2 separate regions of the Homo sapiens genome follow, and region 2 is linked to region 1. Evidence: chromatin contacts called from ENCODE POLR2A ChIA-PET data. All regions are on one chromosome and are shown on one strand. The core of a region is the stretch at or near the end of the contact, and the rest is flanking DNA. Distances in the headings are between cores, read along the strand shown. Region 1 holds the start of ZNF382 (zinc finger protein 382). Region 2 holds the start of PPP2R1A (protein phosphatase 2 scaffold subunit Aalpha).

Region 1 (5,977 bases), core at 1,639-4,138:
CATCTTTCCAGAAACTAATGCTGGGATCTACCACTTCTATTTCCCAACGTACCATTGCAAAACCTAGGCTAGCGGAGATCATCAAGGTTTTTCCACGTCTGCTCCATGACTACTCACAGCTTAGGTCTCAAATCAGCATCAGGACAAGTTAAATTCATTCAAGCCATATATTCCCATTTAAATCAAGACAATACCTTTCTATTCCAGCAGTTTGTTTGTGAGAAGACTGAGAAAGGAGATGATGAATGATATACCCAATGAATATGTACAACCAGAAGGTACACTTGGGGAAGGCTTAAGTTGATTTGGTTGGAATGGAGAAATTGTGAACAGGGCTGGATACAGGGTGAGGCAGGTGAGGCACCTAGAATGCAAAATTTAGGAGGGCACAGCCCTGAGGGTACCCCTTAAATATTTCACCTCATGCCACTTGCCTGCCTCAGCCTAATCTGGCCCTGACTGAAGACTAATTTCATGGAAGCAAATCCCAATATCAGGGAAGGTTAAAGGACAGTGAAGCTCATGTTCATACACCATGAAAAAAAGTTATTTCAGAAAGAGAGGAAACATCATCTCACCTGAGACATGGCTTTGAGATTTCTAGATGAACTTTCTCTTTTGAGCTCCTCTTTTGGAAAAAGAAACAGTCCTGAGAAAGCAAAGATGGAGGATATACGTATGTGAGACCATACTTGACTCAGAACTCCCAGAATTAACTCAGTTAAATCTGCATGAATGTTCACTATTTCAGCACTTGTCCACCCTGTGTACCCTTCAGATGTCCAGGATGGTAGTTAGTGGGAAAACAGACAAATCAGGCTCCCTCACAAACACCAGAAACCCAGTCTCTTGGTAAAGTATACAGGATTCTGGGGAACCTGTTTTAGCTTGAAGAGAGGGAACACTGTGTTTTTCCCTCTGCAGCTCTGCCTTCCATCTACCTCTAACCACAGGTTTACTGTGTATTTCCAAACGGTTCTTCTTGGACTTTTTGCCAATTTACACTGATAGTAGTGGATGAGAATACCTTCCCAAGCCCTGATGAAGACAGTTGACAACTTTTAAATCTTTGCCTATCTGGTCTATGTTGTAGTTGAGAATAATCTTTTTTTTTTTTTTTTTTGAGACAGAGTTTCACTCTTGTTGCCCAGGCTGGAGTGCAATGGTACAATCTTGACTGACCGCAACCTCCACCTCCCGGGTTCAAGCGATTCTCCTGCCTCAGCCTCCTGAGTAGCTGGGATTACAGGCATGCACCACCATGCCCGGCTAATTTTGTATTTTTAGTAGAGATGGGGTTTCTCCATGTTGGTCAGGCTGGTCTCGAATTCTCGATCTCAGGTGATCTGCCCACCTTGGCCTCCCAAAATGCTGGGATTACAGGCATCAGTCACTGCACCAGGCCCGCAAAATAACTATTTTAATTACTACAGTGAGACTGGACTTATTAAAAATCTATCAAATACTTTTTATTATCTTAGCAAGCCTAAGGGAGTAGGAAACCTCACTCATATACAAGTGTTGAAAGTGGTAGTTATGCCAGGCACAGTGGCTCACACCTGTAATCCCAGTACTTTGGCAGGCCGAGGGGGCGGGGGGAGGGGATCACTTGAGGTCAGGAGTTCAAGACCAGCCTGGGCAACATGGTGAAACCCCATCTCTACTAAAAATACAAAAACTAGCCGAGCGTGGTGGCACAAGCCTGTAGTCCCAGCTACTCAGGAAGCTGGGGCAGGAGAATCACTTGAACTTCAGAGGTAGAGGTGGCAGTGAGCAGAGATCATGCCACTACACTCCAGCCTGGGCAAAAGAGCAAGACCTTGTCTTAAAACAAACAAAAAACAACAACAAAAGTGGTAGTTATGGTAAAAAAAAAAAAAAAAAAAAAATTTCCTGCATGTCCCCAATGGAATGCTATTCATTTCAACATACTGGTTTTAGTTAATATGGTGTTTCCAGGAAATGAATCTGGGAATTATGAAAATCATCTCTTCCCCTCTGATACTGTTATCTCTATTTTATTTGCTAAATTGCTACTTAGTTACAGTTTTGGAGGCAGGCTTAATGGCTACTATTCAGATAATCAAGTCTTACATAACCAACTAGCCATGGTCATAACAGAGTTCCTCAATCATTCAAATATTTAGGTCACTAAGGCCACAAAACCACCAGAAGTAACAGTAGGTTACAAACACATGCAGAGTCACAGTCAATCAAACATCCTTCAGAGAACCACCAACCTACAGGCCCCACTTGTCATTCACAACCTCAGACAGCAGCTAACACGACTCCAGGCAGTCACAACCACACCTACAAATCACTTGCAATTCTCCACACTCAAAGGCAGTCTCAAATGCGACTCACACCTAATCTAAAAATAGACACACGCAGAGGAAACCTCGCGCAGCAACACTACTCCGTTCACTTTTCACACACAATCGGCCACAACATCCCAAAGAGAGGCAAGCACCTAAAATGCAGCAGGTTGGGCGCAGGAGGCCACCCCTATTCAGCGCGCGCCCGCGCGCGCGAACACACAGCGCCCGCTCCGCGCGGGGACCCGCCGCCAGCGATGGCGCTTCCGCGGGATCAGAACGGGCAAAATCCCCCTTCGCGGAGCTCGCTCCGGGTCACCCTCAAGGTCACGCCCATGGACCACGCCCGAGGCCCGGCTCGTACAGATCGGAGCGTCTGGATACCGCGGTCCCGGTTTCCTCCTCAGAATTTCCAGGCCCGGCTCGGACTCTTGGTTACCTCCCTGGCCTCCCCACCCGGTTCCGCGTCCTTAGACAGCTCTCCCGGAACGGAGCTCCCAGTGCCCTCCTTGGCCTCCTCAGCACCCCTGGCACCCACCAAGCCTCACCCCCGGCCCAGGGTGAGTCGTCTGCGCCTGCGCACTCGCGCGTGGGCCTGAGCTCCCAGGAGTCTCCGGGGCGGCCCGTTAGTCGCCGCGCGGTGCTAGCTGCCGGCGCTCCCCTCCGTTTGCACCCACGGCCGCCCTATTGCGGCTGGCACTACGCTTCTGCCAGGACCCCGGCTCCCTTTTCCGTTGACCTGGTGTTCGTTTTCCATGTGGTGAGTTGAGGTGACCCGGGTCTGGATGCGAGAAGAGCTCACGGCAGGGGACCTGGGTTCATGGGACGCGGAGAGGGTTTGTGGAGGCAGAAGCCCCAGGCCTGTGTGCAAGTCACCTGCTGGGGAGGGAGACTGTGTGATTGTGTTTGTGTGTGCCGTTCTGTGGCTGCGTCCGTGTGTGGTGGTGTGAGTGGGCGCGCCTGTGATGGTCCCGGGGGGGCGGGGGGTGTGCACAGCAGGGGGTGTGTGTGCACAGCAGGTGCACAGCCCGGGACAGCCCTGACTGTCCCCGATTGGGCCCGCGGGACTGAGTGGGGGCGGGGCCGTTTGTGTGACGGCGCTGAGCGGTGACTATGAATGTGTCATGCTGTTATCAGTGATCCTGTGACAGCGCTGTTGTGACCCACTGGAGACTGTGATCAAAACTGGCCTGGTGCAGCTTTTGTAGAGTTTGATTTCTGCAGTTCTGGGGCTCAGGAATACGTGGACAAGGTCCCCGTATGGCTCGATCTGTGTCTGTGAAGACTCTGAGACCTTCTGTTCTAAAGCATGGCCCCTGTCGCTTTCATAATGCATAATACACAGTGGCATGCAGCCTCGCCAACCTCTGGGGCCAATTTTAAGTTACGTGGTTTCTTGGAGTTTGTTATACTGGGATTTCTTTCACTGCCTCAGTCATTTCACCTTATAACCACGTTGCACAGTGTGCAGTCAAATGGCTATCGAAAAGAAAGTTGGATATTTGAGATCCAGAATGAAGTTTCCAACTGAAAAAGCACAGCCTTGTGTTTCACATGGACAAGGCTGTGTTCTGATATGCACAGCCTCGTGTTTGATATGGAGATGTTAGAGCTGGAATTGCTCCCAAGGCAAGGTTCTGGGAAGATATGATATTGAGGCCCCAGGAGTAGGATTCGTTTCTCCAAAGATTTTGTGTGTGTGTGTGAGATGGAGTTTTGCTCTTGTTGCCCAGGCTGGAGTGCAGTGGCGCAATCTCGGCTCATTGCAACCTCCGCCTTCCGGGTTCAAGCAATTCTCCTGCCTCAGCCTCCCGAGTAGCTGGGATTACAGGCATGCACCACCATGCCCGGCTCATTTTTGTATTTTTAGTAGAGACGGGGTTTCACCATGTTGGTCAGACTGGTCTCGAACTCCTGACCTCAGGTGATCCACCCGCCTCGGCTTCCCAAAGTGCTGGGATTACAGGCGTGAGCCACCGTGCCTAGCCAAAAGATCCCTTTTGGAAGCTCTGTGGGGGCAAGTTGAATATTGCAGATCCACAGCATTTTCATAGCTGTCTAAAGGAAATTATTGTGAATACAGAAACATTTCAGTCCCAGGCTTTGGTGAACCTGACTTTTCTTTATGAAGGGAAGAGTCAACAATATTCCAGTCTTTCTCATACTTCCATCTGGTCATATTCAGCATGGGTTATGGAAGCTTGCCGGTGGTGAAGAATGTGTTCTTATTTAGCCTGTCTGGGCTCCAAGAAAGGCTGAGTATATTGTGATTCCCTTTCTTTCCACATTTTGCTGTATTCCAAGAGAAGAGCTCTGAGAGAAGAAAAGCATTGTAGTTGCACATTTTAAAGCAAAGCTGGAGGTCATTTTGATTTTTTTCTTTGTTTTATGAAATGCATTTTTGTTTTTCAGGATGTGGAATAACTTCATTTGAAATGCTCACCAAATAGTGACTTATCTATTTACCTGGTCTCTAGTCCTTCTCTTCCCAGTTACTGATGACATTATGAAGACAGATCTCCTTCTTTCCAGTACCTCATCAGATGCCCTTCCTAGAGTTAATTTTCATATAACACCTTGACAGTATGTTCACTTCTCCTGTGTGCTCTTTTTGTTTAAGCATTCTCATGACATAGAAATAGTCTGCCTTCACACGGTGATTTGTTACGGAGGAGACCAATTGCTTAGGTAGAATTACACATTAGATAGTTTAGATTTTCTTCAGAGACATGAGTGGAAAAACAGCAAGATAGGAGATCGTTTGAATGGTTATAGTAACTTTTTTTGTTTTAGAGGACCTTAGGAGTTAGAATATTATTGCAGAGTATGTGCAGAGAGAGCTGTTAAGAAGGGCAGGAAGTTTTTCCGAGGGGATACCTTAGGAGATTTATATGGTACCAGCTAGTTCTTGCATGAGGTTTGGCCGCATCACGTGTTTTTTTTTTTTTTTCTTTTGAGACGGAGTTTCACTTTTGTTGCCCAGGCTGGAGTGCAATGGTGCGATCTTGGCTCACTGAAACCTCCGCCTTCTGGGTTCAAGCGATTCTCCTCCCTCAGCCTCCCGAGTAGCTGGGATTACAGGCATGCGCCACCATGCCTGGCTAGTTTTGTATTTTTAGTAGAGACGGGGTTTCTCCATGTTGATCAGGCTGGTCCTGAACTCCCCCCACCTCAGGTGATCCACCTGCCTCAGTCTCACAAAGTGCTGGGATTACAGGCGTGAGCCACCGTGCCCGGCCAGGTGTTTTTTTCTTTTTTTCCCCCAAGTCACATAACTGTGTAGACTGTGTGAGTATGGTATAATGGTCTCTGGGTCTAGAACAGGGGTTTGCAAACTATGGCCCTGTGGGCCAAATCCAGCCTGTAGCCTGTATTTTTGTATGGCTTGTGAACTGATTGGTTTTAACTTTTTGTTAATAGTTGACCACGAAAAAAAAAAAAAGGAGAGTAATATTTCATGACATGTGAAAATTATATGCAATTTAAATTTGTGTCCATAAATAAAGTTTTGGATTTTGGCAATTAAAAATTTGTGGAGGTGGCCAGGCGCGGTGGCTCACACCTGTAATCCCAGCACTTTGGGAGGTCAAGGTGGGTGGATCACAAGGTCGGGAGTTCGACACCAGCCTGACCAACATGGCAAAACACCATCTCTACTAAAA
Region 2 (5,977 bases), core at 1,811-4,310, about 16 Mb before region 1:
GAGTGATTGTGAGAATTCAGTAAGATCGTCAGTGATATTCCTCTGTACTGTACCTAACATAGAGCAAGCACCCAATAATTTGTTACGCAGATGGTTTAAGTCAGAGGTCAGCAATTTTTTCCCTGCAAAGGGTTAGACAGCAAATATTTGAAGCTTTGCGGCCATCTCTGTTACAACCATGCAACTCTGGGCTGTAGCACAAAAGCAGCCATAGGAGCTTCCAGACAGATGAACACCTCGCGGTTCCTGGGGGGTGGAATGCCTAGGGAGGGCATGGAAGCTCCACACAACTTCCCCCACACCTCACCCTGCATGTGTCTTCATCTGTATCCTTTGCAATATTCTTTAGAATAAACCGGTAAGCTGCCTAGCTCTGATCCTGGCACAAAGACATCTCCCTACAAATGTCTGCTGGTTAGTGGATGGATGGATGAATGAAAAGATGGGAGGATAGATAGCTGAAGGAAGTGATCCTGGAGTTAAAAAAAACAAAAAACTGGCCGGGCATAGTGGCTCACGCCTGTAATTCCAGCACTTTCGGAGGCCGAGGCAGGAGGATCACCTGAGATCAGGAGTCTGAGACCAGCCTGGCCAACACCGGGAAACCCAGTCTCTTCTAAAAACACACACACAAAAATCAGCCAGGCGTGGTGGCCTGCGTCTGTAGTCCCAGCTACTCAAGAGGCTGAGGCAGGAGAATTGCTTGAACCCGGGAGGTGGAGGTTGCAGTGAGCAAAGATCGCGTCAGTGCACTCCAGCCTGGGAAACAGAGCAACAAGACTCCGTCTCAAAAAAAGAAGAAAAAAAAAAAAAGGCCATTACATATCTGTTCCCTCTTCCTGGGAGGCTCTCCCCCACCTTCTTTCAATCTCTTCTCAAACTCTGCATCCTCAGAGGGGCCTTGCCTGATTGGCCTTCTTAAAATGGATCTGCCCCACCCCACTTTGTACTTGCTGTGCCCTCTGCTTTCAGGCGTGTTCTCAAACAGGATCTCAACAAGGCCTCCCCTGACCACACTTTAAAACTGCATGCCCTATATATACCCCATCTCTCTTATTTTTATTTGTCTCCCTAATGCTTATCCCCAGTATACTCTGTTTATTGTCTGTCTCTCCTCACTACAAAATAAACTCCCCAAGGCCTAGAGTTTTTTCTGTCTTGTTCCTGCTATATACCAGTGCTTAGAACAGCGCCCTGCACAGAATAGAGGCCCAATTCAATATGGATTCGCTACCACTACATCCTATTTGTTTCCTTCCCATCACTTTTCAAACACTCATCTATTCAGCTCTGCTGACCTGTTTCACATCTGGATCCTGTATAGCAACTGGTGTCTCCACTATATCCCCAGCATCATATCTCATACATGGCATATATTTACTGAACAAAAGAATTCATACAACCGCCCTATGAACTAGGTAATTAACCCCATTAAAGAGAAGAGGAAACAGGCCTAGAGAGATTAACTAACTTGCCCTTGTCAATCAGTAACAAGTGGAAGGGCCGGGAATACAACCACAACCTGTATGCCACCAGAAACAGTGATATACCAGGAACCTAGGAGGCGAGACCCACGTTTGGCAGGTTACCCAGTGCACCTTGTCCAATTTTATAAATGGGAAAACAGACCTAAAGGGAGGATGGGACCTCTTTAATCACCACTCCCAATAATTACAGCTAATATTTATCGAGCCCTTACAACAGGCCTGACACCATTCTACTTTTTATTTGTGTCATAATTCGTTCAGTCCCTCACAAGTCCCTCCAGCAAGACCAGGACTACAATTAGCCCATATTTTATGGAACACAGAGACCCAAAGCGGTGAAGTAATTTGCACAAGGTCACACAGCAGGTGGGAGGTGGACTTGCAGTTCTAACTGTTCTCAATCCCACACCAGCCCGGCTCAGAGCCTTGGGTCACCTCATCCCATAACCAGGAATGTTCATCCGGGCTGGGCGCGGTGGCTCACGCCTGTAATTCCAACACTTTGGGAGGCCGAGGCGGGTGGATCGCTTGAGGTCAAGAGTTCCCGACCAAGCCTGGCCAACATGGTGAAACCCCGTCTCTGCTAAAAATACAAAAATTAGTCGGGCGTGGTGGCTCGCGCCGGTAATCGCAGCTAATTAGGGAGCTGAGGGGCGAGGATGGTTTGAACCCGGTATGCAGAGGTTGCACTGAGCCGAGATCGCGCCACTGCTCCCCAGCCCCAGCCTGGGCGACACAGAGACTGTCTCAAAAAAAAGAAATAAATAAATGTTCATCTGCTTAGCAAATCCCTCAACCCCTATCCTGGTCAATGGGAGGATCCGGGGAGATGGGGAGGCGGGTTTCTACAACCTAATTCGCTCCTAAACTTGGCTAGTCCCCACCTTTGGTGGGGGGGTGTTTTTGCGTCCCCGTCCTCTTAGGACACCTAAACCAAAATGAGAGGCGGAGGAAGAGCAGGAATTAGGATGGCAGGCCTTCGCCTCTCGGTCCCCACTTGGCCCAGCAGTCGAAACCCAGAAAACAAAAAAACCTTCCCAGGTCCCGACCCACCCGGCGGCCCTCCCCTACTTGGAGCAAGTCATGCGCGCCCCACATCCCCAAGAGGCCATTCAGAGGCCGCCGCCAATCACGGAGTCCTCCTCTCTCCCAGACCCAGTCCGCAGACCCCAGCCCTGGCCACAACCTCCCAGGACCGCGGACCGCCGCGCGCACAGGGCAGGCCCGGGACCCTCGAGGCTAGCGCTGGCCCCCGCCCTCCACTGGGCCGACACCCAATCGGGAGCGCCGTCTCAAGGAGTCCGGGCAACCGGGGAGATAAGAGACGCACGCTGATTGGCCGTCGCCCCCTTCCGCCACTCCCAGCGAACGCTGAGTCTTCTCCGCGAGGGCCGCCCGTGCCCCCAGGTACCCCTCCGCGTCTTCCCCAAGTCCCCCGTAGCCTCCGGACCTGAACGTCCTCATTGCGGAGTTCGTCTATGAGCACCGCGATGGGGTACAGCGAGTCGTCGCCGTCGGCCGCCGCCATCTTGGCTCCGTCCCTTTCCTGTCAGACTGCGGCCAGCGCTGTGCTGAAACGTGGGGGGGGCAATGCTGGGAGAAGAAGGAAGGGCGGGCGTGGGGGCGCCCGAGCCAGTTTACAGGGGCTGCTCCACGGCCATTGGCCGCGCTACCCAGGGCTAAGCTCGCGTTTCTTTGGTCCGGACTTGTGAAGTCCCGCCCACTTCCGATTTGCCATTGGTCGAGTGAACAAGATTTGACTAGTTTGAGCCTAGGAGAGGGGGAAGAAAGCGGAAGTTAGCCGTGTCCTAGCGACCAAGATTGTACCCGCCCTGGTCGCTGCTAACAACGACCGAGACGAGCAGTAGTTTCTAGCCAATGAGGGGCGACATGGGGAGGAGGCTAAGCCTGCCCTTTCTTGAGTCCCCGGGAAGGCTTCTGCGCGTGCGTCGGTGGTAATACGTGACGTCCTGTGGGGAGCTGGAGGGTGTGCAGGTTTTGGGTTACCAGGCCGTGGTTCCGCTGGCTGGCTGGCTGGCTCTCCGCGCCGTTGCGCGGCAGGAGGAGGGAGTGAGACTTTGATTTGTGCTTGATTTATGCCAAGGCCCAGAGAAGGGAGCGACTTGCCCTTCTCTCTTTTTTCTTTTTCTTTCTTTTTTTTTTTTTTTTTTTTTTACTTTTTTAAAGACAGGGTCTCGCTCTGTTGCCCAGACTGTAGTGCAGTGGCAGGATCTTGGCTCACTGCCGCCTGGACCTCCCCGAGCTCAAATGATCCTCTCGCCTCAGCCTGCAGAAATAGCTGGGACTATCGGCGCGCGCCGCTAGGCCCGGCCAATTTTTAAAAAAATGTTTGTGGAGACCGAGTCTCACTGTGTTGAGCTCAGTTGCCTTGCTGTTTGGATGAAACCCAAGCCCCTCGGGCTGGTATTCAATACCCTGTCTAGGCGCGTCTCCCATCTGTTTTTTACCTTTTATCTGATGTCCTGGAGAATTACAGCTGCCTGAGCACTTCTTGCGTTTTCATGCCAGCAAGCCTCCTTGCCCAAGCTGTGCGTTCTGCTAGGGGTGCCTTTCATATTCACTTCTGAGATCTCTGCATAAATGCCTCCCCTTTACTCCCTTTCCTCTCTGTCTTCAGGCTCTGTTCTCTAGGCTTCCAGAGCCACAGAACCCCTCTCTCTGTCTCTCCAGTCCCATCTATCTCTCTGTCTCTCCAATCCCATCTCTCTCTCTCTCTCTCTCCAATCCAATCTCTCTCTCTGTCTCTCAATCCCAGAGCCTGGGCTGTGACTATGTATTCGAATTTGTTTCCTCCATAGAGTGGGAGCAGGATTGGATCTGACTAATCTCTGTTTTTAACCTCTTCAACACAGCCCTACCCCCCCACCGCAATCTTAGGACCACTCTAACTGAGGGAGTTGAATGGGGATGGGAAGGCCTGGGATGCTCTTTCCTCCTTTATTCTGCTACTTGAAGGGCTAGGCTGAGCTAGCACTCTGACAGATCTGAATACCCACAGCATCTATTTCTTTTTTCTTCTTTTTCTTTTTCTTTTTTTTTTTTTGAGACGGAGTCTCGCTCTGTTGCCCAGGCTAGAATGCAGGGGCCCGATCTCGGCATACTACAGCCTCTGTCTCCTGGGTTCAAACAATTATCCTGTCTCAGCCTCCAGAGTACCTGGGATTACAGGCGCCTACCACAACGCCCGGTTAATTTTTGTATTTTTAGTAGAGACGGGGTTTCACCACTTTGGGCCAGGCTGGTCTCAAACTCCTGACCTCAGGGTGATCTGCCTGCCTTGGCTTCCCAAAGTGCTGGGATTACAGGTGTGAGCCACCGCACCCGGCCTTTTTTTTGAGGCGGAGTTTCGCTCTTGTTGCCCCGGCTGAAGTGCAGTGGCTCAATCTCTGCTCACTGCAACCTCCACCTCTCGGGTTCAAGCGATTCTTCTGCCTCAGCCTCCGGAGTAGCTGGAATTTACAGGCATGAGCCACCACGCCCGGCTAATTTTGTATTTTTAGTAGAGACGGGGTTTCACCGTGTTGGCTGTCTTTGGTCTCGAACTCCTGACCTCAGGTGATCCGCCCACTTGGACTTCCCAGAGCGCTGGGATTACAGGTGTGAGCCACCGTGCCCGGCCCAGCATCTATTTCAAATACCCTTACCCACTGCAGTTAGGAAACTGCTGCTCATAAAAGTGGGGATGGGGTTGAATATTTCAGTCCCAGCCCTCCCTATTCCCAGGACTCCTCTCAGCCCCAAGGTCTCTGAGGCTAGGGATCTTTTTAGCTATGCGTGCCTGTCTTGGTGTCAGGCTGCTTGGGATGTTGGGCTGGTGGCCTTTGAAGTGCTTAGGGCCTAGGAATTTTCAGAGGCTTAAATGAGGCATTATAAATCTCAGAAACAAAATAAAAACAAATTATGGATTCCAAAATGCAAAACAAAACTGCAAACTTTAATAAGTATTTAACAAATACCTATACAAATCAATACCTATACAGATCAATACCTATACAGATCAATACCTATACAGATCAATACCTATACAAATCAATACCTATACAGATCAATGCCAGTGATAATAGCTACAGTAAAGTGTATTCAGTAAATTAATTCATTTAACCCTGACAATAACTCTATGATATATGTAAAGTAGCAGCATCATCCTAATTTAATGGATGAGGAAACCGAGGCATAGAGAACTTTAGGAATTTGTCCAAGTTCTCATAGATGGTAATAGTGGTGCTGGAATTTGTTTGTTTGTTTGAGACAGGGTCTTGCCTTGTTGCCTAGGCTGGGAGTGTAGGGACGCAATCTGTTCTGTGCTCAGTGCAGTCTTGATCTCCCAGGCTCAAGTGGTCCTCTCACCTCGGCCCCCCCAATGCCCGGTAGCTAAGACTAAAGGCATGTGTGACCATGCCCGGGTAATTTTTTAATTTTTGTAGAGACCCCTGGGGTCTCACTGTGTTGCCCAGGCTCGTCTCAAACTC

Evidence for each region. ChIA-PET counts read pairs that join two places held with the same protein, here RNA polymerase II (POLR2A).
Region 2: POLR2A ChIA-PET joins it to region 1 with 12 read pairs in B cell. The contact joins the promoter of PPP2R1A here to the promoter of ZNF382 in region 1. POLR2A ChIA-PET finds 5 or more read pairs at or near these places in 3 of 52 experiments (B cell, CD4-positive, alpha-beta T cell and CD8-positive, alpha-beta memory T cell).

The regions. Positions count from the first base shown.
Region 1 is chr19:36,602,224-36,608,200 of GRCh38, reverse strand. It overlaps ZNF382 (zinc finger protein 382), which reads right to left and starts at 2,888. Exons shown (of 5, transcript NM_032825.5): 1 at 2,854-2,888; 2 at 579-649. It also overlaps a transcript of ZNF529 not described here. RefSeq lists enhancers at 2,437-2,496, 3,477-3,616 and a silencer at 2,857-2,916.
Region 2 is chr19:52,187,135-52,193,111 of GRCh38, reverse strand. It overlaps PPP2R1A (protein phosphatase 2 scaffold subunit Aalpha), which reads right to left and starts at 3,060. Exons shown (of 15, transcript NM_014225.6): 1 at 2,938-3,060. The coding sequence starts at 3,015. RefSeq lists enhancers at 2,845-3,084, 2,535-3,502, 3,415-3,634, 3,645-3,694, 3,725-3,854 and 3 more.